Linked DNA regions of Mus musculus: region 1 is linked to region 2. A link is a loop called in an ENCODE intact Hi-C map of the cell type or tissue named here. Cell type or tissue: heart. All regions are shown on one strand. Each heading gives the region's core, and the rest is flanking DNA. Links, peaks and the distances in the headings are about the cores only.

Region 1 (15,376 bases), core at 3,400-11,399, 48 kb after region 2:
CAAACTAACCAACACTATAGAACTATTCACTTGATAAAACTATTCTCCACCAGTCCAAGTACTGTGAATGCTGTCATATATCTGAAGCCAGAGCTGAGATTATCACTGTGCTGTAACGTTTAACCCTTCCTCTAGTGTGTCTGAAGAACGCCTTACTTTATAACTTTTTGTTCTGTTCTACAAAACTCCATGGAGCCATGAAATTGGGGTACCTAAATCTATGCTTCTAGGGCCATGGTCACTGAAATTTGGGTACGAAATAAAGTATTTCTAATTCCTTTTGAAAGCTGTGTTTTTGCTTCTACTTCAGGACTAGGGATGATGTCAGGCCCCAAGACCCGTTTGTGTGCTTTGAGCTTTTTGAAATATTAATGCTACCAAGGTGGTGCTTCTGCTCAAAGTTGTACAATATCACAGTATGTGCTTTGACCATTTCCTTTTTCTTTGTATTATGTGATGGTTGATTCTTAATTAAAAAACATTTTACTTGATATGTAATGATGTGTTTTAGTTAGGTTTCTATTGCTGTGGCAGACACTAAGACCAAAAGCAGCCTGGGGGAAAGAGTTTGTTTCGTTGTACACCTTGTAGTCCATCACGAAGTAAAGTCAGGGCAGGAATTCAAGCAGGAACCTGGAGGCTGGAACTGAAGCAGAGACCACAGAGGAAGACTTGCTCCTTATGGCTTTCTCAGCCTGCTTTCTTGCATACCTCAGAACCACCTGCCCAGGGGGTGACACCACCCACAGTGGGCTGGGCCCTCCCACATCAATCATTTTTTCAACAAAATGTAGCCAAGTGTGATGGCCCAAATCTTTAATCTCCAAATGGAAAGCAGGCAGATCTGTATGAGTTCTAGGCCATTCTGGTCTACATATAAGTCCCAGAACAGAGACTAGAGAGACCCTGTCTCAAAAAATAAAAGGTCCCACAGGCTTGCCTATTGTCTTATGGAGGCAATTTTTCAAATATGGTTGAAATGTTGAGATAACTCAAGCTTTTGGCAAGTTAACAAAACAAAACAAAACAAAAAACAACTAACCAGGACAAGGGGTTTTGCCCTGCATGTGCCTATGTACCACATCCATGCCTGGTGCCATGCAAGCCATAAGAAAGCCTTGGAAACTCTGGAGCTGGAATTATAACTGGTTATAAGCTACATGGATACCAGTAATTGAACCCAGGTTCCACTGAGTCATCCATCTAGCCCCCTGAGGGTTAATTATGGTTTTCAGTACAACATGATCTCTTGTGCATGCCCTGGCTCGCCAGCAAGAACGACGCTGCAACAGGATCCTTCTGCACATTGGGAGAGCTTGATTGCAGAGGCGAAGAGACCCTAATCCCAGAACTGGTGCTGCTTATATAGGCCTAGGAGAGGCGTGTCTCACACCCGGATTGGTTATGCATGGGTTATGCTTACCACCTCATTTGCATGTCTCACATCTGATTGGTTAACATGTCTCTCATCTGATTGGTTAACTTCTTTCTCATCTGATTGGTTAACTTGTCTCTCATCTGATTGGTTAACTTGTCTCTCATCTGATTGGTTAACTCTCAAAACCTCATCTTGGCAAAAAAAACTTTACTGCCTATGTATGCGTGGTGGCCAGCGGTAACCAGCGCCACCCTGCAATGGCACATGTGGCTTCCCACAATGATCTAGAGTCGCCCAGGAGGTGACTACAGGCATACCTCTCAGGAAATTTCTAGATCCAGTTAATTAAGGTGTAAATAAACTGTGAGCCCAAACACACTTTCCCTGCTTTTGTCAAGTGTTCCCCCTGTCCCCTCTCTGAGACTCAATCATACTCTGTAGATTAGGCTGGCTTTCCTCTGCTTCCTGAGTGCTGGGATTAAAAAAATATACACCATCATACCCAATAGGTCTTTTGTTTGTTTCTGTTTTGTTTTGTTTTTAGACAGGGTTTCTCTGTGTAGCCCTGGGTGTCCTGGAACTCATTCTGTAGACCAGGTTGGCCTCAAACTTGGGAATTGCCTGCCTCTGTCTCCAGAGTGCTGGGATTAAAGGTGTGCACCATCGACAGACACTTTTTTTTTACCTTTTTTTTTTTTTTTTTTTTTGGAGACAGAATTCCACTCTGTAACCCTAGACAAGTGCCTTTTAATAGTGTGCACCACTACATTTGGCTGTTGTTTTAATATCATATTAATGTGTGTTTGTGGGGGGTGGGGTGGGGGCATATCCACCTGAGTGCAGGTGTCCTTGGAGGCCAGAGAGGTCGGATCCCCTGTAAATTAGAGTTAAAAAGCAACTGTGCGCTGGGAACTGAACTCTGGTCCTCTGAAAGAACAGCATATGCTCTTAATTGCTGAGGCATCATCCCAGCCCCTGGGGTTGATTTTTCAGACAGGATCTCACTCTTTGCCCAGGCTGGCTATCTGTGCAGTCCAAGCCTCAGACACACAGTCATTTGTAAAAGCCACCACATCAAAAGTTAATGCTTGGAGTCCCGAAGAAAGAGCAGTGATATGCACAGAGAGACACATGGACTCTCTGGGTTCCTTATACATGGAAAAGAGAACCCTATCTTACATTTTGGTATATTAAAAGGCTGAGTGGGGTTACTGGGTTACTGCGAGTGTAGGCCTTATCTACAGCCTTAGAGGTCAAAAGTGGTCAGAGCTTCCTGTGAATATACTTCCCTAAAATGGTACAGCAAAAGGCATTTCCTTTGGGAAATCAGACTACAGTGGTTTCCATTCGGAAGAGACTTGTGATCACCAAACAGAGATAAACTGAATCACAGATTACCTTTGAGTTTAGATTTACCCTTGTTGGAGTCCACTGAAAGACCCTCACTCACAAAGACCTGAGACAGAGATCACTGCAAACTGCAAGAGGTTTATTGACCAAACGTGTTGGGGTCCCTCAGCACTCAGGCAAGAGGAGACCCCAAAGGAACAAAGAGCACACTTTTTCTACCTTGTAAGGGGCAGATTTAGGCAACAGAGCTAGCTGGCTTGTTCTAATTAGTGTAGCAAGTGACCCTTTCAGGCATTGGTTGGTTTGCATGGGGTGACTACCTTTGGCCTAGTGCCTCACTCTGCCTGCCCTTGTTTTTTTTTTTTTTTTTTTTTTCTCAGCATTGTTTAGTCGGCCAGCTTTCTTATCTGGTTCTGCACTTGGCCTGCTAATATAGTTTGGAAAGTCCCTTCAGAGGGGAAAGGGGCTGGGTGGTCTTGAATTTATTTTGGATTCTACACTCTCAATGAAAGCTTTACAGGCTGTCTGTATAGCAAATCATCCTCCTGCCTCAGCCTCCAAAGTGCTGGGATCACAGGTACGTGACCATCGCCTGTAGCTCCTGCCTTACGCTTTTTATACTTATTGGTAGTGTTAGGAATGAATTCAGGGTTGAAAAGAGACCAGCACACCAATGAGAGCAAAACTTTACTTCTGACCATAGGGCACACAGGGGCAGAACAGCAAGCAAGCATACAGGGATAGAAAGTTTACTCAGTTCTTATTCTAACACAGGTGGTGATTGTGACTTTTCCCCATTGTCTGCGGTTTTTTAAGGTGCACAGGTAGGGCTATAGAGTTGACTCACGGCTTGAGAAGTTGAGAGCACTTGTTGCTCTTGCACAGGACCTGGGTTCAAGTCCCAGCACTAGGGGATCTGATGCCCTCTTCTGACCTCTGTTATACTGGGCATACTTATGATATACGTGTATACAAGCAGGCAAAACATTTGTACTGGCTAGTTTTGTGTCAGCTTGACACAAGCTGGAGTTATCACAGAGAAAGGAGCTTCAGTTGAGGAAATGCCTCCATGAGATCCAACTGGAAGGCATTTTCTCAATTAGTGATCAAGGGGGAAAGGCCCCTTGTGTGTGGGACCATCTCTGGGCTGGTAGTCTTGGTTCTATAAGCGAGCAGGCTGAGCAAGCCAGGGGAAGCAAGCCAGTAAAGAACATCCTCTGCATTAGCTCCTGCTTCCTGACCTGTTTGAGTTCCAGTCCTGACTTCCTTAGTGATAAACAGCAGTATGAAATTGTAAGCTGAATAAACCCTTTCCTCCGCAACTTGCTTCTTGGTCATAATGTCTGTGCAGGAATAGAAACCCTGACTAAGACAACATTCATACACATAAATCTTAAATGTTTTTTTTTTTTTACAGGTGCTAAGGAAATTAAGGAAATTGCTAAGGAATCAGAAACTTAATTCACTTACATCCCAAGAATGCAACTGGACCTATGTATGTGACTGTGTGGAGGGGATTAATACATTTGCATAAAGGTTCTTTTTTTACAAGATGGAGGAGATAAAAAGACTGGAACATTTTGTCCTAAACAAAAGTTTTAGGAGCTTGAGAGATGGTTTAGCAGTTAAGAGCACTGACTGCTCTTCCAGAGGTCCTGGGTTCAATTCCCAGCAACCACATGGTGGCTCACAATCATTAGTAATGGGATCTGATGCCCTCTTCTGGTGTGTCTAAAGAGAGCAATGGTGTACTTACATAAATAAAATCTTTTAAAGACCTGTTTGACAGAAAAGACTAGTATTTAATATTTCTTATAGTATTATACACATGACATTCTTCCACCCAAAATTGTATACTTTGTCAATATGTGCCTTGGTAATTTTAGTAATTTTTTCTAGACAGAGTCTTATATAATTCCTACTGGCATCAAATTCACTTATAATTGAGGATTAATTTTTAAAAAGATTTTATTTTATTTATACGAGTAACTGTAGCTGTCTTAAGACACACCAGAAGAGAACATCAGACCCCATTATGGATAGTTGTGAGCCATCATGTGGATGCTGGGAATTGAACTCAGGACCTCTGAAGGAGTAATTGGTGCTCTTAACCTCTGAGCCATCTATCCAGCCTTGGAGGATGATCTTAAATTCCTAAGCCTCCTGTCTCAATCTCTGGAGTCACAGGTATTCACCACTATTTTCCCTGGCAAAAGTTACGAGTTCTTTTTGGTGATGGTTGGTAGTTGTTTTTTGGTTTTGTTTTGTTTTTAATTTGTAAAAGAGAATCCCGCTCTTAGCTGATGCTATACTGGAACTATGTAGCCTAGGCTGCCCTCAAATTGTGGTAATTCTCCTTCCTCAGTTTCCCAAGTGCTAGGATTGCAAGCATGTGCCACCATCCCGCTCTCTGTTGTGGGATTCACCAGAGAAGACTGCAAAGACATGGATTTAAGACAACAGAGAATCTTTATTAGCTGGCCAGCCACTACACTGGGTGTTCAGAGGATCCCAATGTAGCACTGAGCCTTTCTCAGGGTAAGTTTTTAAGCACAAAAACCATGTTTTCAGTTGACATAGTTAACAAAAAGTTAGACAGAAGCAGAAATACAGAAGTTGTAAATCAAGGCTAATACATTTAGAGACTTTCCCAAACTTGTATGGACTTTGACGGATTAAGTCTTTGTTTTAGTTTTGGCCAGTGTACTGTCTACATGCTGAGTTTTACAGCCTGAATGATATTTTCATCATGGAGTCATTTGTGATAAGGTCTGAGGCCCTGTTATACTCTGGGCTTTAGTTTTTAAAGTACTGGTGTTATAGGGCTGGAGAAACAGCTTAGCAGTTGTCTTAGTCAGGGTTTCTATTCCTGGACAAACATCATGACCAAGAAGCAAGTTGGGGAGAAAAGGGTTTATTCGGCTTACACTTCCATACTGCTATTCATCACCAAGGAAGTCAGGACTGGAACTCAAGCAGGTCAGAAAGCAGGAGCTGATGCGGAAGCCATGGAGGGATGTTCCTTGCTGGCTTGCTTCCCCTGGCTTGCTCAGCCTGCTTTTTTTTTTTTTTTTTTTTTTTTTTTTTTTTTTTTTGAGATAGAGTTTCTCTGTATAGCCCTGGCTGTCCTGGAACTCACTTTGTAGACCAGGCTGGCCTCGAACTCAGAAATCCGCCTACTTCTGCCTCCTGAGTGCTGGGATTAAAGGCGTGTGCCACCACGCCCTGCTCAGCCTGCTCTCTTATAGGACCCAAGACTACCAGCCCAGAGATGGTCCCACCCACAAGGGGCCTTTCCCCCTTGATCACTAATTGAGAAAATGCCCCACAGCTGGATCTCATGGAGGCATTTCCCCAACTGAAGCTCCTTGTTCTATAATAACTCCAGCTTGTGTCAAGTTGACACAAAAGTAGCCAGTACGGCAATTAAGAACCTGGCTACTCTTCCAGTGGACCTGGTTTTGGTTCCCAGTAACCATGTGACAGCTCACAACCACTGGTGTCTCTAGTTCCAGTTGTTGGGGGTCTGTTGCCCTCTTCTGGCCTCCTCAGGCACTGAACAGATGTAAATGCCGGCAAAACATTTCTACATGTAAAATAAAAATTATCTCAAAAACTTTAAAAAGAAAGTACTGGCAGCAAAAATACAGTATTTTTGAGAAAGTTGTGAAGTTAGCAATATATGCTCTGATCACTTTAATATGTTTAATACTTTATGTATGTATATAATGGGTTTGTATATGCTTGGCCCAGGGAGTTGCACTATTAGGAGTGCCTTGTTAGAATAGGTGTGTCACCGTGGGTTTGGGCTTTAACACCCTCATTCTAGCTGCCTGGAAGCCAGTCTTCTAGCGGCCTTCAGCTGAAGAGGTCTAACTCTCACCTCCTGCCTTGATGATAATGTACTGAACCACTGAACCTGTAAACCAACCCCAATTAAATGTTGTCCTTATAAGAGTTGCCTTGGTCATGGTGTCTCTTCACAGCAGTAAGACCCTAACTAAGACCTATGTGATACATTATTTCTCTGCTGCCCATGAAATGAACCAATTCAAGCCTGATTAGAGTACATATAGGCAGGTTTATTAGGAAGCTGCTCTCAGGCGAAAGTTCACTGGCCCCAAGGACTGAGGCCAAGGAAGTCACCATGGTGGGGGAGGAGAGAGAAAGAGAAAGGGTGTGAACATAGAGAAGACAGGAGGAGCGATGAGGAAGACCAAAACATCTGGTTTATATAGGGAAGAGCCTCTGGGGGAAGGGCAGTCCAGCCCCTGGGCTGGAAAGTTCAGGGTTACAGCAAGGGTATGCCAGGTAGGGACTGAGGGATGCTGAGAGAACCTGGAGGCCAGGTTTGCTTTGAAATATAAAATTTGCACCTCAGTCCCTTGTCCCAAGGGTACATAACCAAACAATACATATTACCAAGTATCAATTATTTTTTAATTAATTATTTATTTATGTTGAGACAGAGTCTCTTATGGAGCCATGGCTGACTTGGAACTCACTGAGAACTGCCTGCTTCTCCCTCCTGAGTTTCCAGGAATTAAGACCATGGTTGCCAGAATATATATATACCAGAATATATAATTGTATTTATTTATTTCCCTGCACACACACACAACACATGTCTTTTTCACCACAGGCATGCAAAGCCCACAAGGATCAAAAGAGGGTTAGGATCCCATGGAACTGAAGTTACAACCGGTTGTGAGCAGTTGTGAGTGCTAGAAATCAAACCGGTGTCCTCCAGAAGAGCAGCCGTGCTCTTGACCACCGAACCATCTTCCAACCTCAAAACGGAGCTTTTAAAAAAAAAAAAAAATTGTGAGACAGGGTCTCGCTATATACCTGGCTATGTTTCTAAAATAATACTTTCCATTTCTTCTCATAAACCTCCCTCTGATGGTGTGTCTTGGGAGGCGACATCAGGAATTAAGGAACACACAGGAAATAAAAGGATTCAGGAGAGAGTGTAACAGGAACCACCTGTTTCCAGGCTTGTGTGGCCTTTTGGAGAGTGTCTCAGAAAAAGGCGTCTTCCTCGCCCCTCTCCTCCAGTCGCTGAGTCCCTTGCCCCACCCTTTCCCTTGCATCTCTTTAATCTCTACTCGTTTTGCCCCGCCCCTCTACCCAGCTCCTCGCCCCTCCCACTCCCCCATTTCGTCCCGCCCCTCCCAGCCCTCTTCAGCAGCCCGGGTTTGCGCTTCTCACTGTCTTAGCCCTTTGGTGTCTATTAAGTTCCGCGCCAGCGTAAACCATAGTATTCTCCCATCATGCCCCACGTCGGCGTCAGTTTGCAGTTGCCTAGCTACTGGACATGCCCGGAAGACGACTGGTGGGGCGGGACTTCCGGCGCCGCGGTTGCATCAGATTCTGGAAGGCGTCTGTGGCGGCGGCCGCGGGTCTTGATTCCCAGTGATGGCAGGTTCCTCCGCGGAGCAGGGTGAGGTTTGCGGGATGACTGTGGAGCTCTGGGTACAAGCATGGCCCGAGTAGGCAGTACCGGGCTGGGGCTGTGTGGGCAGCATGGTCCAAGGAGGCAGTGCCCAGGCCAGTGCTGTGGCGACAGCGGTGGAACGAGTGGGTAATGCCAAGCGAGCCAGGGGTTGGGGGCAGCAAGACCCAGGGACTCAGTGCTCAGGTCGGGTCTGTGGGGACAACCATGGACTAAGTGGGCAGTGCCCAGACCAGTGATCCGAAGATAGTAAAGGCTTAAATGGGCAGTGGCAGGCAAAGGCTGTTCGGCAGAGGATCCCTGGGCGGGAAGTGACCAGCCAGGGCTCTAGAGTGGAGGCTATTGGGTTGGGCAGTGGCTAGGTCAGGGCTCTAGGAACAGTGCATGCCCAGGTGGGCAGTGACAAGCTAGAGATCTGGATTAGGCAGTGACTGGAGTGGGCAGAGATGGATCCTCAGGTGAGTAGTATCCAGTCCAGGGCTCTGGGATAAAACGTTCTCCGGTAAGCCTGTGGGGACAGCCGTGGCCCAAGTGGGCAGTGCAAAACCAAAGCTCTGGGGATGGCCAGCGTCTCAATGGACAGTGGCAGGCCAGGACCTGGGGGTGGCTGCCATGACTCCCTGAAGCTAGAGTACTCCTTGGTGGGACCTGACTCCTGTCTTGTAAGTGCCTCCCTTCCTCAGCTTCAATTTTTTGATTGGGTTAAGGCTAAAGTTTCCTTGGATACTCAGCAATAGGAGAGATGGTCCTGTTTCAAATAGCCTGACTCTAGTTGGTACCTGGATGAGACCTCACCACTCCCCCTCCTGCCCTGGCTGGACTTTGGGGGTAAGGCAAAGGCCCAAAGATTGTTTTGGTCTTCTGCCCAAGCAGGTGGGCGGAAGGGCACATGAGGTTGGTACTTAGGGAAGTAGGGCAGAGGAAGCAGGGACTCCGTGTACGCATACATGAAAGAGCTTGGGGATTTATGAAGGCTTTAATCTCCAGTGTGGTCAGCAGTCACCACAGAGACCTGTCCAGTCAGAGCATCACTGTCAGAGCATCATTGGCAATCTACTTTATTGCCAATTGGGAGATTCCCTCAGAAAGCAGTCACTTACGTCACCCCAGGGTAGACCTGGGCCTTGGCAGATCGCTGAAGAGCAGTGTCTTTTCTCATCTTTTTAGCAAGTGGGTTCTAGAAAGAGCAAAGGCCTTGGCCCATATCCTGGAAGGTGAGAAGCAAGCCTTCAAAGGCAGAATGCTTAGTGTAGGTTTTAGTCTCTGTGATGAAGCCAGAAATTAGATGTGAGCTCTGACTTCTCAGTTACCTGTCTCCAAGATCTCTCAGGCATCCTGTGGTGCTCTGTGGTTACTGTGGCCTTGCTGGATTCTGATCACCTGAGTACCCAGATGACAAGACTGCTTAGCATGTGCCTAGTGACAGTGGTACCTACCTTTGTATTCTAGCATTCCACTCAACTGGCATGCCTAGTTTCTATCTGCTTCACCCACAGCAGCTTTTGTAAGTCCACCTAGACTACTATAACACAGAAGCATGGCCAGCAGCTCCACCCTGAGCTGCCCAACAGGTCTAGGATCACAACTATGCCCATACTCACATTACAGGAAATGGGTCCTGCCACTGAGGGTGGTGTAGTCATAGGAAGAACTTGGAACAGTGCCAGGTGTGTAAGGACCAGGTCTGTCAAGAATGGGACTCTGCGACTCCATCCATCCATCCATCCATCAATCCATCCAATTAGACAGGGTTTCATATAGCCCAGGCTGGAATTCCCGATCCTTCTGTCTCCTATAGGGATGGCAGGTATCACAACACCATGTCTAGCTTCCTCTTTGGCTTTTAAGTAAAAGTGTATACATGATGTGCAGATCTCAGGGGAGATCACAAGTCCTGAGGGAAGATGATCCAGGAGTCAGAACTTCCATGAAAATCCAGGAATGGGTGTGTGGTGGCATGTGCCTGTCACTCAGTAATTTTAGTGCTCCAGAGGCAGAGGTAAGGGGATCTCTAAGAATTCAAGGCCAGCCTGTTTTACATAGTAAGTTCGAGGCCAGTCATAGATAATAGATACATAGTGAAACTTTGTCTCAAACAAATTAACAAAAAAACGAAAGAAAAAAGCAACTCAGAGAAGGTAGCCACTTTTAACAAATCCAACAAAGCTATGTGTGGCTACACATCAGTAATTCTTACACTCTGGGAGATGAGGCAGGAGGATTACCAGTTTGAGACCAGCCTGGACTACATGGGATCCTGTTTTAAACAATATAAAACCACTCAGGAACTGGAAAGCCACAGTACAGAGATGGCCTTTAGTTGCAACTTGAGGGCACTGGGGTGATTGCTTTTCCCTTCCTGTTTCCTCAGAAGATGGCCGAAGCTCTGAATGACGTGGGACACAATGTCACCCAGAGTATGGGATCGCAGGCTTATTTCAGGCCCTCTGATAGGTGGAGCTCATCTCAGGTGCCAGATTTTCCCCATAGCTTAACCACATAGTCTTCATAATCATGCCTAACATGTAGTCTGCCACAGTACAAGTCCCAGGGCAACTGCAACGGTGCCTGTGTTCCTTGTGACCCTTCCTGTGCAGATGAGCACCCTGAGGTCTAGAGAAGTAAAGTGTTCAGTCTGCCATCACCACAGCTAGAGACAGGCCAGGTACCCCTGGGTGCAGGGACTTCAGCTACCATGTAGCGACCCTTTTTCAGAATCTCTTAGAATGACCAGGTTGGTTCCAGTTGCCAGGTACAGGAAGTAGAAAACAGAGCAAAATAGACCTCTCTTTTTTTTTTTTTTTTTTTTTTTTTTTTGTTTTCTGTTTCAAAATGCTTTATTTTTACTTGGTCCAAGATGTGGGAGAGGCTCCAGGGCAACTGTCTAGTGGCTTGAGAAGTTCATTCAGGTAGAGGTCCTGTGGCGGGTTGGTGCAGAGCAGAGGAGGGAGCCCCTTGGAAGGCACAGAGGCCTCCTAGTCGTGCTTGAGAGTGAGGCGCTCAGATACTCGCCCAGAGATCCCTGGGGCGTGCCAAGTCTGCGCTGGTTGTGGCCCTGCCAGCCTAGGGAGGTCAGCCAGGTGGTTGCCCATCTTCTTGATGAGCGTCACCTCCTTATCCAGGAAGTGGCTTTCCAAGGTGTCACAGAGATGAGGGTCTGTGCGGGCAGAACCCAGGGCATGCAGATCCACGAGAGCCTGGCTCTGGTTCTTCTCCAGGGCCAAGGCAGCTTCCATGGCCTCCTGGGTTTTACCCCATTCATCTTGGGGTGGTTTCTGCACATCCTGGAAGGGTGCACAGCTCCCACGATTCTCCTGCAACTTGAGGAGACACTCGGTGCCCTCACTCTTCTCCTCAGCCAGTTTGAAGAAGAAGTGGCCTACGCCCTCCAAAACCACGTCATCCCGATCAAAACAGCACAGAGAGAGGTAGGCATAGGAGGCCTGCAGGTGCAAGTTGACCAGTGCAAGTTCTCAGCAGCTTCCACTTTGGTGGAATAATGGCTGATTCAGAGTATGGAACTAACCTCGAAGACAGTGCTAGCTGGTCCTAAGAGCCGAAGGCAGCGAGGAGATGGTCCTGGAGGCTGTGACTGGAGAGACTTGTAAGGTGGCTGGAAGCTATTAAAGTGTGAGTCCCCGGATCTGTTCCGTCCAAACACGGTTGAAGCAAGACACAGAACCATGGGACCTCCAAGGCACTGCCAAAGTGGACCTTTTTGAAGGATGCAGATATTTGCTTATCTTTGGCCTTATGTTCATTCATGGCAGTAGCCTCTGAATATATGAATGTTTTCTGGCATCTTGAGCAGCAGCTCCTGGTGGCAGTAGAGTGGGAACCCCATAGGGAACATATGGGAAAGGAGAAGCAGGAGCAGCTAGAGGGCCCGGGGGTGGAGGGAGGGGGTGCCCGGGGGCGGGGGAGGGGGTGCCCAGGGGTGGGGGTGGGGTGCTTTTGCAGGGAGGAAACAATCTGCAGGTGTGGTTACTTTTGGGACATCTGCAAGGTGAGGGCTTTGAGGGACCCTTAGCAATAGTGACAGTAGTAGACAGAAGTCAAGAGCAAGTGACGGTATAGCCCCGTGTCAAGTCAAGGCTTACCCTCTGGGAGCTTAGGGGGCTGCTCCAAGAAATGCTCTCTTCCAGTGTACTTGAAAGGGGACAGGGCCAGGTGCTGAGAGCGGTGTGAATGCTGATGGAAAGAGCCAGGCAGGGTGTGAATGCTGAGCGGGTGTGAATGCTGATGGAAAGAGCCAGGCAGGACGCTGCTTCCACATGTTAGGACTATGGATCATTGGAAGTGATTTTTGCTTCTTCGTTGTGCTGAGTGCCAGCTCCTGTGTAGTCTCAGTGGCTGATTGGTCTGTAGCTGTGTCAGTTACTGTCTACCTCTGGGACGGTCCCACCATCAGAGCGCTCTGCTCTTTGTAAGTTCAGGGGATGAGCTGCAGGTGTGCCCTTCTGTGGAGGCAGAATAGTTTGACCATGATGTTCGAAGGGTCCTGGTGACATCAAGTTTGCCGAATGGGCCTGGGAGGAATTTTTTTGTTGTCAAGCAATGAACAGTCAGGGAATGGCTTAACCGACTCCCCTGAGAAAGCTGACCTGTTCTAGGCGTTTCCTCCAGGAGTGTCTGCACAGCTCCAGCTGGAGCACCTTGCACATCCTCAGTTCCCCTTCTCACCTGCAGGCTTTGCTCCCTCACAGTGGTCTGGGCTGTGCTACCCAGAGCCTTTGGGATCCTGTGGTCAGGCACATTCCTCCAGGGAGCCTCTGGAGTACTTCAGTGATTACAATCATCGTAATGCAGGAGCAATTATAGTAATGACAGCAGCAAGCCTGGCGCTGGCTCTTTGCCAGAGGTTTGTAAAGCGTGTTAAGTGTAATTGCACTTAGAGCTCCAAGGCTTTATGAGGCTGGTGGTATTAAGTGTGCTTCCTTCTGAAGAGGGCAGGTGCTTAGCCTGCTGGCAAGGCCCATCTTCCAGAGCTCTCTGCAGCCCAGTGCTGTCTCCCAATGCTGGCCATAGCAGTTATCATTAGGGAACCTCGTGGGTACTTAGAGAGGAAAACAAGCGATGAAGTAAATATTTGGAGTTTTCCTGGCCATGGCTCAGTGGTCTCGGGGACTGCTAGGCAGGGACTGCCTTCCTTCTTGGGTAGCCTCTTTATCTGGGAAGAGATGTCCTGTTAATTTCACCCAAGTGGCCTAGAGGCAGGGTCATGAGAATGCAGTTGGAGGGCCCTCTTTGTAGAGCAGAAGGCCCAGATCTAGTTCTGTCACCTTGGCTGAGGGGCTGGAACAAGGGGTTCTTCTTCAAAGCCTACAACTGGGTCCTGAGAGCCTCTTGCTTAAAGAAGGAAAGGAAACTGAAACTGGGAATTGTAAAAGTAACTTTTATTCTCCTGTAATAATTGTTACCCCGAGGCTTACTGCCTCAGTCTACTAATCTAGGCCTAGAATGCTTTCAGCCTCTGAGACTTACTGCTGAATAAGCTCGCCCTTTCTAGTTCCTTCTGAACTCTAGTTGGCTGGTTCAACTCAGCTGCTCTGGTTCAAACTCCTCTCCAAGCTGACTGATTCAATCTGCTTTCTCTCTCTTGGCCTCTCCTGAACAGCTCTGCTTGGCCTCATATTAACTTTGGCAATATGTTCCAATCTTCTGGCCCCTTCTCATTCTCTGGCTCATTCTGTCTTCACCTGTCTCTATAAAACTCTCCCCATAAAACTACCTCCTCCCTTTTTCCTCTCAACACTGCCCCTTAAGTAGCTTCTCTTTCCTCTTTCTTCTTATGAGAGTCGAGCATATTCTATTCCATCAAATCTTTGTCTGCTTCATCACTCTGTCTGCCACACAATTTGACATCATTTTCAAACATGGGTGCTTCTTTCTACAAACTAACTCTACCTTCATTGTTTGGAATTAAAGCTGTGTACTAAGGGCTGAGTACTGAGGAAAAGATACAGGGCTTGCAGTGTCCCATAGGGTTTCTACTGCTATGATAGAATAAATACCATGACCAAAAAACACCCAGGAAAAGAAGGGTTTATTTTTTCAACTCTCAGGTGACATTCTGTATTGCTAAAGGAAGTAGGGTAGCAACTCAAAATGGGGCAGGAACCTGGAGGCAGGAGCTGATGCAGAAGCCATGGAGGGGTGCTGTTAACTGGCTTGCACCTTAGGGTTTGCTCAGCCTGCTTTCTCACACGTCCCAGGACCACCAGGGATGACACCACAGTGGGCTAGCTCTCAATTACTAATTCAGAAAATATGCCACAGGCTTGCTCCTAGGCCATTCTGGTGGCAGAATGTTCCCAACTGACGTTCCCTTTTCCTAAATGACCAACTTAGACCTAGTTGACATAAAACTAGCTAGGACATGATGTAAAAGTCCAGCCACGATAGAAGCTTAGACTTCTCTCCTCCTGGAGCTCATGCAGAACACTGCCTGGAGACTGTCCACTCTCAGGGGTGTGGGTGATGGCAGTCATAGCTGTTATATACCCTTTGTAGCAGGTGCCCCAGTGGAGGGGTCAGGTGTCCTCAGAGCAGTTCCTCCTGGCAGCCCTGAACACTCTTAGTGGGTTTGGAGAACTTAGGAAGGGATATGGTATTTCGCTTCTGGAAGCCATATTTGTTCCAGTCTACAGGCTTATGCGTGGCTATGTCATGTGCTGAGGGCTCTTCAGCTGCTACCCTCTCCGCAGCATGCAAGTAGCCATTTCATTAATTGATTAGTTTATTTTGTGGTGCTGGACATCAAACCCAGAGCCTTATACTTGCTAGGTGAGTACTCTGAGCTACATCTCCAAGAGATTTGCCTGCTTCTGCCTCTGCTGAAATTAAAGGTGTACATGAAAATGCCTGACCCAAGTTAGCCATTTTAAAGTACACAATCCCTGGCATTAATCCCTGGCGTCACTCACGGTACTGCAGACCACCTCAGTATACATATGAAGCCTTTCCTTAAGGCTTTAGGAGGGAACCTGACCTGCCCCACTGTCACCCTGCCATCCTTCTGCATGCCCACCCTGTGGTCCTTCCTCTTCTGGATGTCTGACACGCAGGAAAGGGCTTTGACAAACACAGCTGTCTGGCTCTTGTACCTTGGAAGCTTTCTGTGCGCATACCTGACATCCTGTGACCTATTTGTTTTTTTCTATCCTGTGCCCTCTTGCCTGCCCTGTCTGATG
Region 2 (15,376 bases), core at 2,895-10,894:
CAGAGCAATTCGACAACAAAAGGAGATCAAGGGGATACAAATTGGAAAAGAGGAAGTCAAAATATCACTTTTTGCAGATGATATGATAGTATATATAAGTGACCCTAAAAATTCCACCAGAGAACTCCTAAACCTGATAAACAGCTTTGGTGAAGTAGCTGGATATAAAATTAACTCAAACAAGTCAATGGCCTTTCTCTACACAAAGAATAAACAGGCTGAGAAAGAAATTAGGGAAACAACACCCTTCTCAATAGTCACAAATAATATAAAATATCTCGGCGTGACTCTAACTAAGGAAGTGAAAGATCTGTATGATAAAAACTTCAAGTCTCTGAAGAAAGAAATTAAAGAAGATCTCAGAAGATGGAAAGATCTCCCATGCTCATGGATTGGCAGGATCAACATTGTAAAAATGGCTATCTTGCCAAAAGCAATCTACAGATTCAATGCAATCCCCATCAAAATTCCAACTCAATTCTTCAACAAATTAGAAGGAGCAATTTGCAAATTCATCTGGAATAACAAAAAACCTAGGATAGCAAAAACTCTTCTCAAGGATAAAAGAACCTCTGGTGGAATCACCATGCCTGACCTAAAGCTTTACTACAGAGCAATTGTGATAAAAACTGCATGGTACTGGTATAGAGACAGACAAGTAGACCAATGGAATAGAATTGAAGACCCAGAAATGAACCCACATACCTATGGTCACTTGATCTTCGACAAGGGAGCTAAAACCATCCAGTGGAAGAAAGACAGCATTTTCAACAATTGGTGCTGGAACAACTGGTTGTTATCATGTAGAAGAATGCGAATCGATCCATACTTATCTCCTTGTACTAAGGTCAAATCTAAGTGGATCAAGGAACTTCACATAAAACCAGAGACACTGAAACTTATAGAGGAGAAAGTGGGGAAAAGCCTTGAAGATATGGGCACAGGGGAAAAATTCCTGAACAGAACAGCAATGGCTTGTGCTGTAAGATCGAGAATTGACAAATGGGACCTCATGAAACTGCAAAGCTTCTGCAAGGCAAAAGACACTGTCAATAAGACAAAAAGACCACCAACAGATTGGGAAAGGATCTTTACCTATCCTAAATCAGATAGGGGACTAATATCCAACATATATAAAGAACTCAAGAAGGTGGACTTCAGAAAAACAAATAACCCTATTAAAAAATGGGGCTCAGAACTGAACAAAGAATTCTCACCTGAGGAATACCGAATGGCAGAGAAGCACCTGAAAAAATGTTCAACATCCTTAATCATCAGGGAAATGCAAATCAAAACAACCCTGAGATTCCATCTCACACCAGTCAGAATGGCTAAGATCAAAAATTCAGGTGACAGCAGATGCTGGCGTGGATGTGGAGAAAGAGGAACACTCCTCCATTGTTGGTGGGACTGCAGGCTTGTACAACCACTCTGGAAATCAGTCTGGCGGTTCCTCAGAAAATTGGACATAGTGCTACTGGAGGATCCAGCAATACCTCTCCTGGGCATGTATCCAAAAGATGCCCCAACTGGTAAGAAGGACACATGCTCCACTATGTTCGTAGCAGCCTTATTTATAATAGCCAGAAGCTGGAAAGAACCCAGATGCCCCTCAACAGAGGAATGGATACAGAAAATGTGGTACTACACAATGGAGTACTACTCAGCTATTAAAAAGAATGAATTTATGAAATTCCTAGCCAAATGGATGGACCTGGAGGGCATCATCCTGAGTGAGGTAACACATTCACAAAGGAACTCACACAATATGTACTCACTGATAAGTGGATATTAGCCCAAAACCTAGGATACCCAAGATACGAGATACAATTTCCTAAACACATGAAACTCAAGAAAAAAGAACACTGAAGTGTGGACACTATGCCCCTCCTTAGAAGTGGGAATAAAACACCCATGGAAGGAGTTAAAGAGACAAAGTTTGGAGCTGAGATGAAAGGATGGACCATGTAGAGACTGCCATATCCAGGGATCCACCCCATAATCAGCATCCAAACGCTGACACCATTGCATACACTAGCAAGATTTTATCGAAAGGACCCAGATGTAGCTGTCTCTTGTGAGACTATGCCGGGGCCTAGCAAACACAGAAGTGGATGTTCACAGTCAGCTAATGGATGGATCACAGGGCTCCCAATGGAGGAGCTAGAGAAAGTACCCAAGGAGCTAAAGGGATCTGCAACCCTATAGGTGGAACAATATTATGAACTAACCAGTACCCCGGAGCTCTTGATTCTAGCTGCATATGTATCAAAAAATGGCCTAGTCGGCCATCACTGGAAAGAGAGGCCCATTGGACATGCAAACTTTATATGCCCCAGTACAGAGGAACGCCAGGGCCAAAAAGGGGGAGTGGGTGGGTAGGGGAGTGCGGGTGGGTGGCTATGGGGGACTTTTGGTATAGCATTGGAAATGTAAATGAGCTAAATACATAATAAAAAATGGAAAAACAAAATTAAAAAAAAGACACTAGAGAAGACAAGACACTACGTAAATAAAGTGATTCAAGAGCCACACACAAAAAAAGAAGCACTATGAAGTAGGTAGAGAGGAATAGCCTGATGTGAGTAGTCTGCCCTACCATCTGAGGTCATGGTGAAATCCTGGCCAGTGCTGCTGCTGAGGGCCATGCTTTGGTCTGTGAGCATGCAGTAGCAGGGAACTCTGGCTCATATCTGTGGCTCATGTGGTTACCACCAAAGATCCTGCAGATGTGCCATAGGCTGGCACATGGAACCATATTGATGTCCAAGGCCTGGGCATAGCTTTCCCTGCCCTTCACTGGCTGCAACACACAAGAGAGTAGGCATTATACCTTGCCTGGACAGCACAGTTCAGCTGGCTCTGGTGGTAGGGGCATGGGAAAGCTGCCCTTGCCACCCATATTCTGTGTAGTATCGTGGGTCAGGGAAAGATGTCCTCCCCCCATTGCCCCTTCCAGCTGCTAGTAGAAAGTCCAGTCCCACTTGCTTGCTCCCACTGCCTTCTCTCAGGTATTCCACACCACCACCCCGACCCCTGCAGCTGTTCAGAGGTTCCGCAGCCCCTCACTACCAGGGGTATGCATACTGTTATTGTGAGTCTTTGCAATCAGTGCCCTTCAGGCTGTGTGCATCTAACAACCTGGCCTGGGCGTGCCCCTTGTACCTCAACTACGCATGAGTACGTGTCTGTCTCTTGCTTCTTCGTCTGGTCCAGGTCAGAAATGGAAGGGGTCAATGCTCTCATGCCCGAGGCCTGTTCCCACGTTCCCACAGCCTGCCTGCCTGCTCAGTTCATTGCCATACCCACTCCAGGGGAGTCAGTATGACAAGTCCAAAAGCTTAGCCGAAGTTCTGAGGCACAAAGTTTCATGGAAACTGGTCTCCTGGAGAGTCTCTGGCATCCCATAAATAAATATGGTCCACAGTTGTGCTTGCGATAGTTGGTGGAGGGTTCTGAGTGCTTTCCTTCAGTATTGTTTTATTATAGGTGCCCCAAAGGAATGATTTGACAAATAGCTAAGTTAGATTGAACATTGCTTTCTGGCCTTCACTGGTGTCCCAATATCCTAGGCAGTCGTTGAGCCCAACATGGGATTGGGATTTCGTAAGAACATTATTCATTCAGACAAAATGCCTCCAGTGTTGAAAGAGAGATAGTGAAAGAAATCAGGCATTACAATTTACTGGATAGAGTTAGAAATTTCGGGGCAAGTTTAACAAAGAAAGCTTAGAATTCTTATTATAGTCATATTAGACAGACTAGATTCCCTAATAGAGGAAAGTTGCTGGGCTCCTCTGGTAAATGGAGGTCCCCCACAAAACACTTAGAATGACAGCCTAGTCACTCCCATATGCAGGAATTTACAATGGTCTAGGAAGAAGGAGGGTTGTAGTTTAAGGATGACTAGAGTATTGCATTATTCATGAAAAGGTTAGCAAGAGTGAAAAACCCCTGGTGCAAGTTTTCACAAGGCTCAGAGGAATACCACACTTAGGTGCTTACTAAGGGACCCCTGGTGGTGGGTTATACAGTAGACTAGAATTGTGACTAGGGTGTGAAATCTTCACCTGGCTCCTAGAATAGCTGACTTTAGATAGGGCTGCTTTTATCTCAGTTGTAATCACTGCCTGGTTCCTGCTAGTCTTTTATGTATGTATTTCTCTGTTTTTTGTCATTATGCATCAGATGACTTCAATGTACCTTGGCTGATGTGTCCCCTAACTTCCTTGTTTTCTTCTGTAATATAAATCTGTTGGTCACTTTGAGAAATTACATTCAGATACAAAACTCTCTTGTGTTTGTGTCTGTTTGCCACTGGCCAACTTCTTGCCCACCTGAGTACCGGGACCCTGATTTTTCCCCTAGGTTGAGGGACCAACTGAGTCCAGCCTCTGGCACCTCCATCCCACCTTAAAGAGCAAGGGTAGAAATGGCTGAAGAGATGATACAGCCATTAAGAGGATGCTATGATCTTACAGAGAACACCAGTTTGATCTCCAGATTCATATCAAGCAGATTACAGCCATGTGTATCTCAAGCTATTGGAGATATGTCACCTCGAGCCTCTGGAGGCACCTGTGCGCACGGACGCTCGCGCGGGCGCGCGCGCACACACACACACACACACACACACACACGCACACACACATGCACACACACACATTTTAAAATAAATGTTTTAAAGGAGCAAAGGGCAGAGGGCAGAGAAGGACCTGGAGCACAAATATCTAGCCCAGGGTAGACAGGCCTCTTCTTTTCACCTCCCCTCCACCTACAGTGTGGGACAAGGCAGATCTGTAAACTGTATGCAGAAAAGGAAAGCCACTAGCCTCCCCCTGCTCCCGAGCTACTCAGAGACTGGTGGGACAACAGCATCCACAAGTGCACACTCCTCTCCTCTTCCCTTCCTCTACTTTCCCTCTGCTTCCCAAGGGTGGGGGACAGTTCAGCGTGTTGAACTAACCAAACTTTCTAAACACTTGTTTGTGTTTTGATTTGGTTTACTCCTGAGCAGACACCAGCCTGAGGGAAGACAAGAAATAGAAGAGGATCAGGCTGGCCAAGGAATTGGCCGCCCCCACTCCCCAGCCTAGGTGAGGGCAGATGGGCACAGGCTCCACTCCCTGGCCCTAGGGAGAGAGGCAAGAGATGATTTAAAGAGTACCAGGTGCCTGAAGTCACGCTCCTCTTCTTTGGGGCAGCCATTGAAATCCAGGACTCTGAGTCCTCCCTCATTTTAAAGAGGAAGTGGCATTTGGAAGGGAGATGGATGGGGCTGGTAGTGGGCCACTTTTTCGAATACCTGGAGGGGCCGGGTGGAACAGATGAACCAACCCAAGTTCCCTAGAGAAATAAGCGTTCTACTTCCTGTGTTAGGCTAGTAGACTTGGCTTAAATGTCCTGTGTCCCATGAGCTTGGATTGGCACACACAGTGGAGCTAAACACAGTGAAAGGAAGAAGAGGTGAGGGACTCACAGTCCAGGGATGTTCATACAGCCCTCCTCCCCCGACACACACCCCCCAACCCCAGAACTGGAAGAGTGCCTACCAGTCCTGGATATTTTGAGGTCCTCAGAGTCAGCGAGTCCCACACAGCCCCTCAGACCCTGACAGTGAAGCCTTCAGCTGCTGCTCCAGACCATTGACCAGTGAACACTCACAGGAACGCTACAGGGATAGAGTTACTTCAAACTTCTCCGTGTTGAGCTAAGACAGTGTGTGTTGTAGCTTATCTTCCTCTTTTTGTTTGTTGCTTTTGAGAAGGTTTACAGTCTGCTGCAGTCTGACTTTTATAACGATTCCAACAATAGTTCATGCCTCTCCCTCCACTCAGGTCCAGGAAAATTTTTAATTAACTTATAATAAAGAGCAGTATACCGTAATGAAAAACAAACGAAGGCAGAGAATTCGACTTTAACTTGCTGTTTATAACAAATATGATTCTGTTAATAACGTCATAGGCATTTAAAATTACGTTATTTATAGAAAACTAGATATTACTGAGCACTGATTGTGGTGGGAAGGCAAGAGTGGTGGCGCTGGACCCGCCCACGAGATAAGGCAACCATACAGGAACCAATCCGCTGAGGAGAGGCGTGGCCACCACAGCAGCTCCTCCCAGCTGAGCAGCAGCGGCGTGCTTGCACTCGGCCATGTTTGGCTTCTTCTGCAGCTTGGTGTCCAGTCTGAGTCGCTGGTTCCTTTGGCGGCGGCTGCTGCTGCTGCTGCTGCTGCTGCTGCTGAATCTGCCCTTGCAGGTGAGTAGATATGGCCCTGCGGAGCTGAGACTCGCTCTGGGCACCGGATCCCCGGACTGCAGAGGAAAGCTACTGCCGGCGGTGAACTGATGGCGGGCTGTGCCATCAGCCTGGGCATCGCCAACCAACACTTCAGAACTTCGTCTGCTCTTAAGTGGTCCAGAGTTGGGGGATTGAGGAGGTGAAGCAGAGGCAGGGGAATGGCCAAGCGGGTAGCCAGAGAAAGTGTGTCCGGTTGGTCCCTGAGCTCCGGGACAAGGTGGACACGCCTCTCCTCCCTTTCTCATCAGAAAGCGGTCCATCGGAAGGCGACTCCGGAAAGTGCCATTGCGGACTGCAGTGGCCCGCGCGACTGTGCGCCTTGGGTGGGTCCGGCCCGGCTGGTCTTGGGGTGTAGTACTAACTACTACAAAAGGATCTGTGTGGAAGGCCTGGCTATGCCTTTCCTGGGCCTTTCGGGTCTCTGCTAAGTTCGTCCCGAGATCGCTTCTTGTCTCTTTAATCATAAACTGCAGTTAAACCTAAGTTAGTGGGCAGCCTGATCTACATAAGGAGTCTCAAAACCAACCAAACAACCAAACAAAAAACCTAGACGATCCTGTAAATGACATTTTAGTTACAGCCAACTTAATTTTATGTCAATTTTCTCTCATAAGAGTCTTCATCCCAAAAATAGGCAGAAAAAGGTTTATGTTTTATAACCTGTAAGGATATCCATTTTGTAACACATTCAGATCTTTAGTTATAACAACAACAACAACAACAAAATAACCCTTAGATTGTTCTAAGATAGTATCTGAGCAGTCAGAGACCACTTACATGTAATCAGCATTTCTTTAAACCACCTAGGAGCTGGTTAATAGTAATTCTTTGCTAGCTGCTGGTGAGCAGCTTTCACAGAAATGGACCCAGAGGGCATCCAGCTTCCCTGGGAATCTCCTGGGCAAGGGGCCAGAGGATATGCAACTCAGAGGTGACTTCAAAGTTCCCAGCACTTTGAGGGACTTCGAACATATTTCACAGGCAGGTTTCACATGGGATGGCCCTTGACCCTGAAATCTCTTCCCATCCCTATTAGGGCTCTGGGGCTCCATGCCTGCCCAGGCACCGCCTGAAAAGTGGTGCATTTTGTCCTCCAGAAATCCCCAGAAACAATCTAGACAATATTAGGTTGTTTTTGTTGTTGATGTTTTAAGGTTGTTGTAAAGAAAAAATGGTGATCATCTCAAATAATGCCACAAAATGAAGGTACTCCAAAGAAAGACTGAGGATGAGCTGGGCCGGGTAGTGCACGCCCTTAATTCTAGCAATTGAGAGACGAGGTAGACATGTTTGTGAATTTGGGTTTAGTCTGATCTTTATAGTGAGTTCTAGAACAGCCAGACTGTGTATGAGACACTGTCCTGTAAAAGTCAAAAATAAAAATAAAAGACTGAAGATAACATCTCTTTCAAGAATATTTTTTAAAAAGACTATCCTCAAAGAATATTGAAATTTTAAAAAATAGGGCATGTGTGTAGATTTTTGGTCTTTTGAGACAGGATTTCTCTGTGTAGCTCTGACTGTCCTGGAATTTGCTCTGTAGACCAGATTGGCCTTGAACTCAGAGGTCTGCCTGCTGGGATTAAAGACATAGGCTGTGAAGATATCCTACTAAATCCACTGTCTAACCTGTGGTCATGTCCTTCCTAAGTGTAAGTACAGGTGAAGCAGGCCATTTCCAAGGGGTAAAATAGTATTGCCTTCAGGGCAGTGATGAAGTGTCAGCTTCAACATATAATAATGGTGACGATGAATCAAGATGAAGGTATTGAACCTAGGAACCCTAAAAAGAAGACTCCTGCCTAGCAGTTAAGAGCAGAATTCCTGACAGAATTAAATGGGCAGAGACCACCAGAAAGAGATAGATACATAGATAGATAGATAGATAGATAGATAGATAGATAGATAGATAGATAGATAGCAGAGACCACCAGAAAGAGATAGATAGATAGATAGATAGATAGATAGATAGATAGATAGATAGATAGACAGACAGATAGATACATGGATAGATACATAGATAGATACATAGATAGATAGATACATAGATAGATACATAGATAGATACATAGATAGATACAAAGATAGATACATAGATAGATACATAGATAGATAGATAGATAGATAGATAGATAGATAGATAGATGATAGACAGACAGATACACACACACACACAGAGAGAGAGAGAGAGAGAGAGAGAGAGATATCCTATCTATGAACCAGACTCCTGCTGAAGGCTGGACAACACTGACGAGTATGAGATCAGAGCACAGTGGTAAGTATGAATGAGGATGGCTCCCACGAATGTATAGATGGGCCCTAAGGGTTGATGCTGTGGAGAATTTTTTACCAGAGTATGTACCATAGAGATGCAAATATAAAGAAGTGAGCCTCAGTGCTCAATAGTTTTTTGTTTGTTTTTTTGTTAAAGAGCTCAGTTGATTTGTGTGCTTAGTTTGAGCTCCTTCCCAGTGTTTGGGTATCAGTCAAGGTAGGTTACTCAGAGAAGGAAGTGGGGAGGAGATAGAACGTCCTGGGAACATATGAACTGTTCTATATGCATTATTTAATTTCACAACCCTAAATAGTAAGTATATTACTATCCCCATTTTACAGATGAGAAAAGTGAGACATGATGATGGTAAATAGTGAATCACCTATTCATTTATAGGCTCTATTAGCTTGTGTGATATCATGGCTCCACACATGATCTTTCAATCCCCTATGTGATCAATGATCACCACATAAAGTTTGGGGTTTTTATGGTTTTCGCTCTTGTTTTTTTGTTTCTTGGGGTTTTTTGTTGTTGCTGTTTTGTTTTGTTATTTGCCTCTGTTTCATGTTGCATGTATCAGTGTCTGGAGTGCATTAAGTACTGGCTATTCTTGTAGAGGAATAGGACTCAGTTCCCAGCACCCACACGTTTGTAATTCTAGTCCCAGGATTCTGCTGTTCTCTTCTGGCCTCCTCAATCACTGCACATACATGGTGTATATGCATTCAAGCAGGCATACACTCATAAACACAAATATAAATCTTTAAAATCATCTGTTGCGCCAATGGTGGCACACACACTCAGCACTCAGGAGGCAGAGGCAGAGGCAGAGGCAGAGGCCAAGGCAGGTGGATTTCTGAGATCGAGGCCAGCCTGGTCTATAAAGTGAGTTCCAGGACAGCCAGGGCTACACAAAAAAACCCTGTCTCGAAAAACAAAAACAAAAACAAAAAAAACAAAAAACAACTTTAAAATCATCTGTTGCAGAGCTAGAAATATAGCACATTGCTAATTAATTAGTGCCCAGAGTGAGCCCTGGGTTTAATCCTCAGTACTACAATAAAATAAAGTAAAACCAGTTATTTCTTTACAATTACTTGAGGCTTTGAGTAATAAAAGACCAAACAAAATTAGATATTATTTATTTGTTTATTTATTTATTTATTTTAGTATTTGCTTTTGCTTATTTGTATAAGTGTTTCCTAAAGGGTTGTTAAGTATGTCACTTTTGTCTGCAATTCCTGAGAAGGCCAGAGATGACATCAGATTCTCATGAACTGGAGTTACAGGTGACTGTGAGCCTCTTGCATGGTTGCTGGGAACCAAACTCTGGCCTTCTGTAAGAACAGCATATGTTTGTTTTTTGGGAGTTATGGTCTTGTTGTTTTAAGACAAGCCCTGACTATCCTGGAACTCACAGAGATCCACCTTTCTTTGTCTCTCGAGTGCTTGGATAACGATGTGTACTGCTCTGCCTGGACTCCATATGCTCTTACCTGCCATCTCTTCAGCCCTAGAAACACTTCTAAAGCTTTAGGGTTCTTAGAGAAATAGTATGTGAAGGAGGTGAATTAAAGAAAAAAAAGGGGGGCTGGAGAAATGGCTCAGAGGTTCAGAGCACTGACTATTCTTCCTGAGGTCCTGAGCTCCTGAGTTCAATTCCCAGCAACCACATGGTGGCTCACAACCATTTGTAATGGGATCTGATGCCCTCTTCTGGTGTGTCTGAAGAAAACTACAGTGTACTCACATACATAAAATAATAAACAATTCTTCAAAAAAAACAAAAAAAAAGAAGGAAGGAAGAAAGGAAAGAAAGAAAGAAGGAAAGAAAGAGAGAACAAAAAACAAAGCAGAGCTATCACTCCTTTATCCTTTTGCAAGTTGTTCCAACTGGTGTCTCCATCTGCAGCCCCAGCATAGGAAGCAGCCATCAAAGCTTGAGATTTGGATGATAGGATCCCAGTAGGTCACAAGTTGTGCTAGAACATTCGCTGCTGCTGCTGCTGCTGCTGCTAATGATGATGATGATGATGATGATGATGATGATGATGATGATAAAAGTGAACTAAGGATGGAGTGGGGTGGGCATGATACTGCTGTGCAAAAAGCCAAGAGCCACTAGACTTGGTAGTGGTGTATTGTGCAAGCTTTCCTGGGCAACTGCAGGCTTCAGAGTTCTACAGCATAGCATCAGCCACAGCGTAGCATCAGATAGTCCCCGCTGGGCTCTGCACAAGGAGGCCCTGCCTTGGTACTTCCTTTTCCACCATCATCCAAACCATCCTCTGCAGTTACCAATAAAAATAAGCTGCCCCTTGTCCTTTTCCACTCATAGGTAAAATTTGCTATGCTAGAATTACACTCCTTCAAATGTCCCGCTGGTGAATACTGGTCTAAAGACGTCTGTTGCAAGAACTGTTCTGCAGGTGAGTTCTTTGCTGGGACCCAATGCCACAGCATAGACATGGGTGACCTTTGAAGCACACCAGTGGCTATACAAGATGAGGAGGGTGTGTGCCAGGGAGGTCAACTCAGCCACTGCCTACTCTTTCAAACTCTAGGAGATGCTTCCTAACCAAGGTACACAGAATGTCACCCCTAAAGGAGGCCCTCTGTGTGTTCAAGAGGGTTGGTGTGAGTATTCATTGCAAGGCCTCACTAGTGTAGGGTCACCCAACTCTCCACCCTGCAAGGCATGATGAGTTCTATGCCCATATCCAAAGGCACCAAGCTGAGAGGAAGGTTCAGAAAAGGGAGCTGGGAGGGTTAATTTCATCTACCTGTACTTGTCTTGGGTGCCAGGGAACCCTTAGCCCCTACTGCTACCACTTCCAATAGAGAAAGTGGCTTAAGTAGCTTGCTATGGTCACACTCTACCTTGGTGGCAATGTCCATCCTTGCTCTTCTGCTCTCAGCTAACAGCACATGTGCTCTGTATCAGGAACCCTGGTTCTGTAATTATTTCTGGGGAGACATAAACACCAACTGTTCACTCCAGATAACAGGAAGTGATAATAGTCACTGAGAACAGACCAAAGAAGCGATTTACCCAAGTGTGGTTTGGTGAACCATTGAGGTTATTGGGGTCGCTTTCACACCCATAGGTGACTAATGCAACTACATATTGTAATATGAGCCTAGCATGGGTGACAACTTATTAAAGCTGTATGCCCAAAGCACTCAGCACAACTTACAGGGAGCCAGAGTCTCTTTTCTAGAGATTGTTTAAAGTATAATGTGGCTGTGAAAAGACACCATGACCACAACTTTTATATAGGAATGCATTTTACTGGATTGCAGTATTGAAAGTTTAGTCCATTATCACAATGGCAGGAGGCCTGACTGCAGGTAGGGTTGAAAAAGATAAAAATGGTGCTGGAGAAGTAGGTGAGAGTTCTCTGTTCATATGCAAAGGCAGAAGAAAAAAACAAACACTTGGACCCTTGAAACTTCAAAGCCCAGCCCCAGTGATGCACTTCCTCCAACAAGGCCACACCCCTTAATCCTTTCAAATAGTGTCACTCCCTGGTGACTTACATGGGCCTATGGAAGCCCAGTAGGGAGTCAGGATCTCATTCTACTCACCCTAGGCTATCTTGGTTCCTAGTCCCCTAAGGGTCAGATGTCCACAGGACTGAGTGTAGCTCAGGGAACCAGCAGCCCTCATAGATCCTCAAGCACTTTGTGACAGCCCAGAGATTATTTTGAACTTGTGATAAAGATGTTAAGCCTACATAGAGCAACATAGCCCTTTATTGCTGAATGCCTGAGCAAGGCTGATCCCATTTGCCCTTATCCCCAGGTACATTTGTCAAGGCGCCCTGCGAAATCCCCCATACTCAAGGACAATGTGAGAAGTGTCACCCAGGAACATTCACAGAGAAAGATAATTACCTGGATGCTTGTATACTTTGCTCCACCTGTGATAAAGGTGAGTATGTGACTTAGCAGAGGCAGACTAGCTATGAAGACTGGCATTAGAGTCAGAAGTACCTGGATGGAGTAGTCATGACTAATGGATGCCAGAATGCAGCCACAGAATCCCCACTGGCATAAAACTTGTTTCCTGCCGATGGGCATGGTTGTACAATGTTTAATCCCATTACACAGAAGGCAGAAGCAGCTGGTCTCTGTCTTGGAGGCCACCCTGGGTTTTGTTGTTTGGTTGGTTGGTTTTGGTTTTTGTTTCTCGAGTCAGGGTTTCTCTGTGTAGCCCTGGCTGTCCTGGAACTCACTTTGTAGATACGCTGGTCTCGAACTCAGAAATTGGCCTGCCTCTGCCTCTGCCTCCTGAGTTCTGGGATTAAAGGCCTGCACCACCACTGTCCTGGGAGGCCACCTTGTTTATACAGTGAGTTCCAGGGCAGTTCTAAAGGCTACACAGTGAGACCCTGTGTCAAAATCAAACCAAGCCACAAATTATTGATTATGAGTAAAAAGGACTCCGTAAAATCAATGTCAGAACAAGCACAATCATAGCCTTCTGCCTTTTTTATAAAGATAATTTTTCTTCTACTTGTCAATTGAATGCAGAACCTAGTAAAACACATGCTGGTACCTAGAAAGATCATACCTCTGTGGATAAGCAATCATGTGTGCTTCCCAGACACACAGAGAAGAGCTAAAAGAGTAGATCAGAGGGCACACAGATCTGGGGAAGCAGCAGAGAGACGAGGGCCACACCTGCAGATGTCTTACAGGATATAGAAATATAATAAAACCTTTTTCACAAACTTTAAGCAGGCAGAGCATGGCAGCACATCTGTTTAATCCCAGCACTCTAAAGGCAGATCTCTGTGAGTTCAAGGACAGCCTGACCAACATAGTGAGTTTAAAGACAGCCAAAGCTACATAGTAAGACTCAATCAATACACAATAAACATACAAACTTTAAGCATTTGTTGGAGGACTGGAAGCAGCTCACAGAGTGCCTGCCTAGTATGCAGAAGAAGGCCTGGGTTTGTTCTCTGACGTAGAGGGGAGTGGGGGCGAAGATTCTGTTTTGTGTGTGCATGCATGTGTGCCTATGCACACACTCCTATGCCACAGAATCATGTTAAACTAAGTGGCAAATACTACAGTATCTCATGCTTCAGCCCTGTCATTTGCATCTACTAAGCATAGAGATGGAAACAGGCTGAGTATACCAGCACACATCTCTGGTTCCAGAGCACAGGAGGCAGATATAGAAAGGACGCTTTAGTGTGCAGCCTAATTGTAGAAATTAGGTTCTGGTTCTTCCTCTCAGCTCCATGCACCCTGAAATAAGACTTGTACTCAGAATATATTTATAAATACCTTGGCCATATAGCTAGGCTCTTCTCTGACTAGATATAACTTAGAATAACCTATTTGTCTTAGTCTACATTCTGCCACATGGCTGGTTGCCTGTGCTCAGGTACCATGTGTCTCCTCACATCTTCCTGGACCAATCTCCTGCCTGGCTCTATCCCAGAATTCTTTCTTTCTCTCAGTTGTCCCACCTCCTATTTCCTGCCTAAGCCATAGGCCATCAGACTTATTGACAGATGCCACATCCATACAAACATAAGACATTCTCTCTATACAGCCTGATCTACGTTGTGAGTTCTAGGACATCATGACTACACAGAGACATATTGTCGCAAAAACAAAAACAAAAACAAAAAAGACAGAACCATTTTCCACGTTCACAGATCCCTGATGCTGTAAGACATCTGCAGAGAGCTGGGCTGAGAGTCCTCCCTGCCTGTGCTCCCTGCTGTATTCTGAGAAAGGACAATGCCTAGATTCAGAGAATTGTGAGAGGTGACATTTATAGCTTGAGTGTTTATGGTGTCCTGAACACAAGGTTAAAATCGAACACCCCAATGGGAAAGCCATCTTCTTTTATAAGCCACTGAGTAAGTCTCACTTAAGGAAGGTATACACCCAGAGCCCAAGGGCCCACTAGGGCTCTGGGTACAAGATCACTAGGTGCTCTTCAGAGAACAATAAGGTGATTAAACAAAGCATCTTCAGAGATGTCTGATGGACATGGTGGCTTCTGGAGAGGGAACTTTGTGGGGCAGAGGTGTGTCTACAGATCAGGACCACCCATGTTGGAGTCCTTAGGGGCAGTGTGATGCTATTACACAGGATGCTAAACAATGGACCTCCCAAGCCATCATCTCTGGTCTGGGTACCACCCCAGAGGCCCAAGGATGAGATACTCCCAGTAGTGCTGCTTAGCACTCCGTACATCTGTGATGGGAATGTGAAGGTTTACCAGGACACATTGTGTTCCTTTCAGGTGACAGTGGGGTCTGTGTGCATATGTGAAGGTTTATACTGCAACCTGACCCTATTCTTCCCTGGATTGCAGATCAGGAAATGGTGGCCGACTGCTCAGCCACCAGTGACCGGAAATGCCAGTGCCGAACAGGTCTTTACTACTATGACCCAAAATTTCCAGAATCGTGCCGCCCATGTACCAAGTAAGTACCACTGTGGCCTGGGTAGGTGGTAGCTTTATATGTTGCCTGAATAGCCTCTAATGTCCAGGGAGAGGGACAGTCTGTCTCATACTTTGGCAGATGACATTGTGTGGTGGAGACTTTGTGGTCTGGGTGGTACAGGACTTCTTGCTGGAGATCTCCATGGCTAATGTCCCTTGAGAGAAAGTAGACAACACCGGGTAAAGCACTAGGTTTTCCTGAGTTAGGTCTTCCAGAGGGTTCTTAGTGTATTTGGCTTTGGAAGGGCTGGGTAATGCCTCATTCATTATCAGCAAGGTAGTACTGGGTTAACATGGGGGTTCTGGGATGAAACTGCTGG

The links. A loop is a pair of places that touch in the nucleus more often than their neighbours do. Peaks named below come from ENCODE experiments on the same cell type or tissue, not always from the same donor. Only the 100,000 strongest peaks of a DNase experiment are listed, where the experiment ranks them.
Region 1: a loop joins it to region 2, with 2.7 times the contacts of the local background. A loop is called at or near these places in 2 of 42 quality-filtered maps.

The regions. Positions count from the first base shown.
Region 1 is chr7:143,592,777-143,608,152 of GRCm38, reverse strand. Cars (cysteinyl-tRNA synthetase) reads left to right here and starts at 8,063. Exons shown (of 23, transcript NM_013742.5): 1 at 8,063-8,171. The coding sequence starts at 8,147. Gm15579 (a long non-coding RNA gene) reads right to left here and starts at 8,049. Exons shown (of 2, transcript XR_870064.3): 1 at 7,940-8,049; 2 at 7,295-7,530. It overlaps Tnfrsf26 (tumor necrosis factor receptor superfamily, member 26), which reads left to right. Exons shown (of 8, transcript NM_175649.5): 8 at 1-468. It also overlaps the pseudogene Gm15580. In heart, for the core only: a CTCF peak has its summit at 6,277 (motif pointing left); a DNase peak (open chromatin) is centred at 8,022; H3K4me3 peaks cover 2,199 bases; H3K27ac peaks cover 1,438 bases.
Region 2 is chr7:143,640,412-143,655,787 of GRCm38, reverse strand. It overlaps Tnfrsf22 (tumor necrosis factor receptor superfamily, member 22), which reads left to right and starts at 6,124. Exons shown (of 6, transcript NM_001311145.1): 1 at 6,124-6,261; 2 at 10,917-11,007; 3 at 12,384-12,512; 4 at 14,925-15,036. The coding sequence starts at 6,157. In heart, for the core only: no CTCF peak of the experiment used is centred there; a DNase peak (open chromatin) is centred at 6,107; H3K4me3 peaks cover 799 bases; H3K27ac peaks cover 383 bases.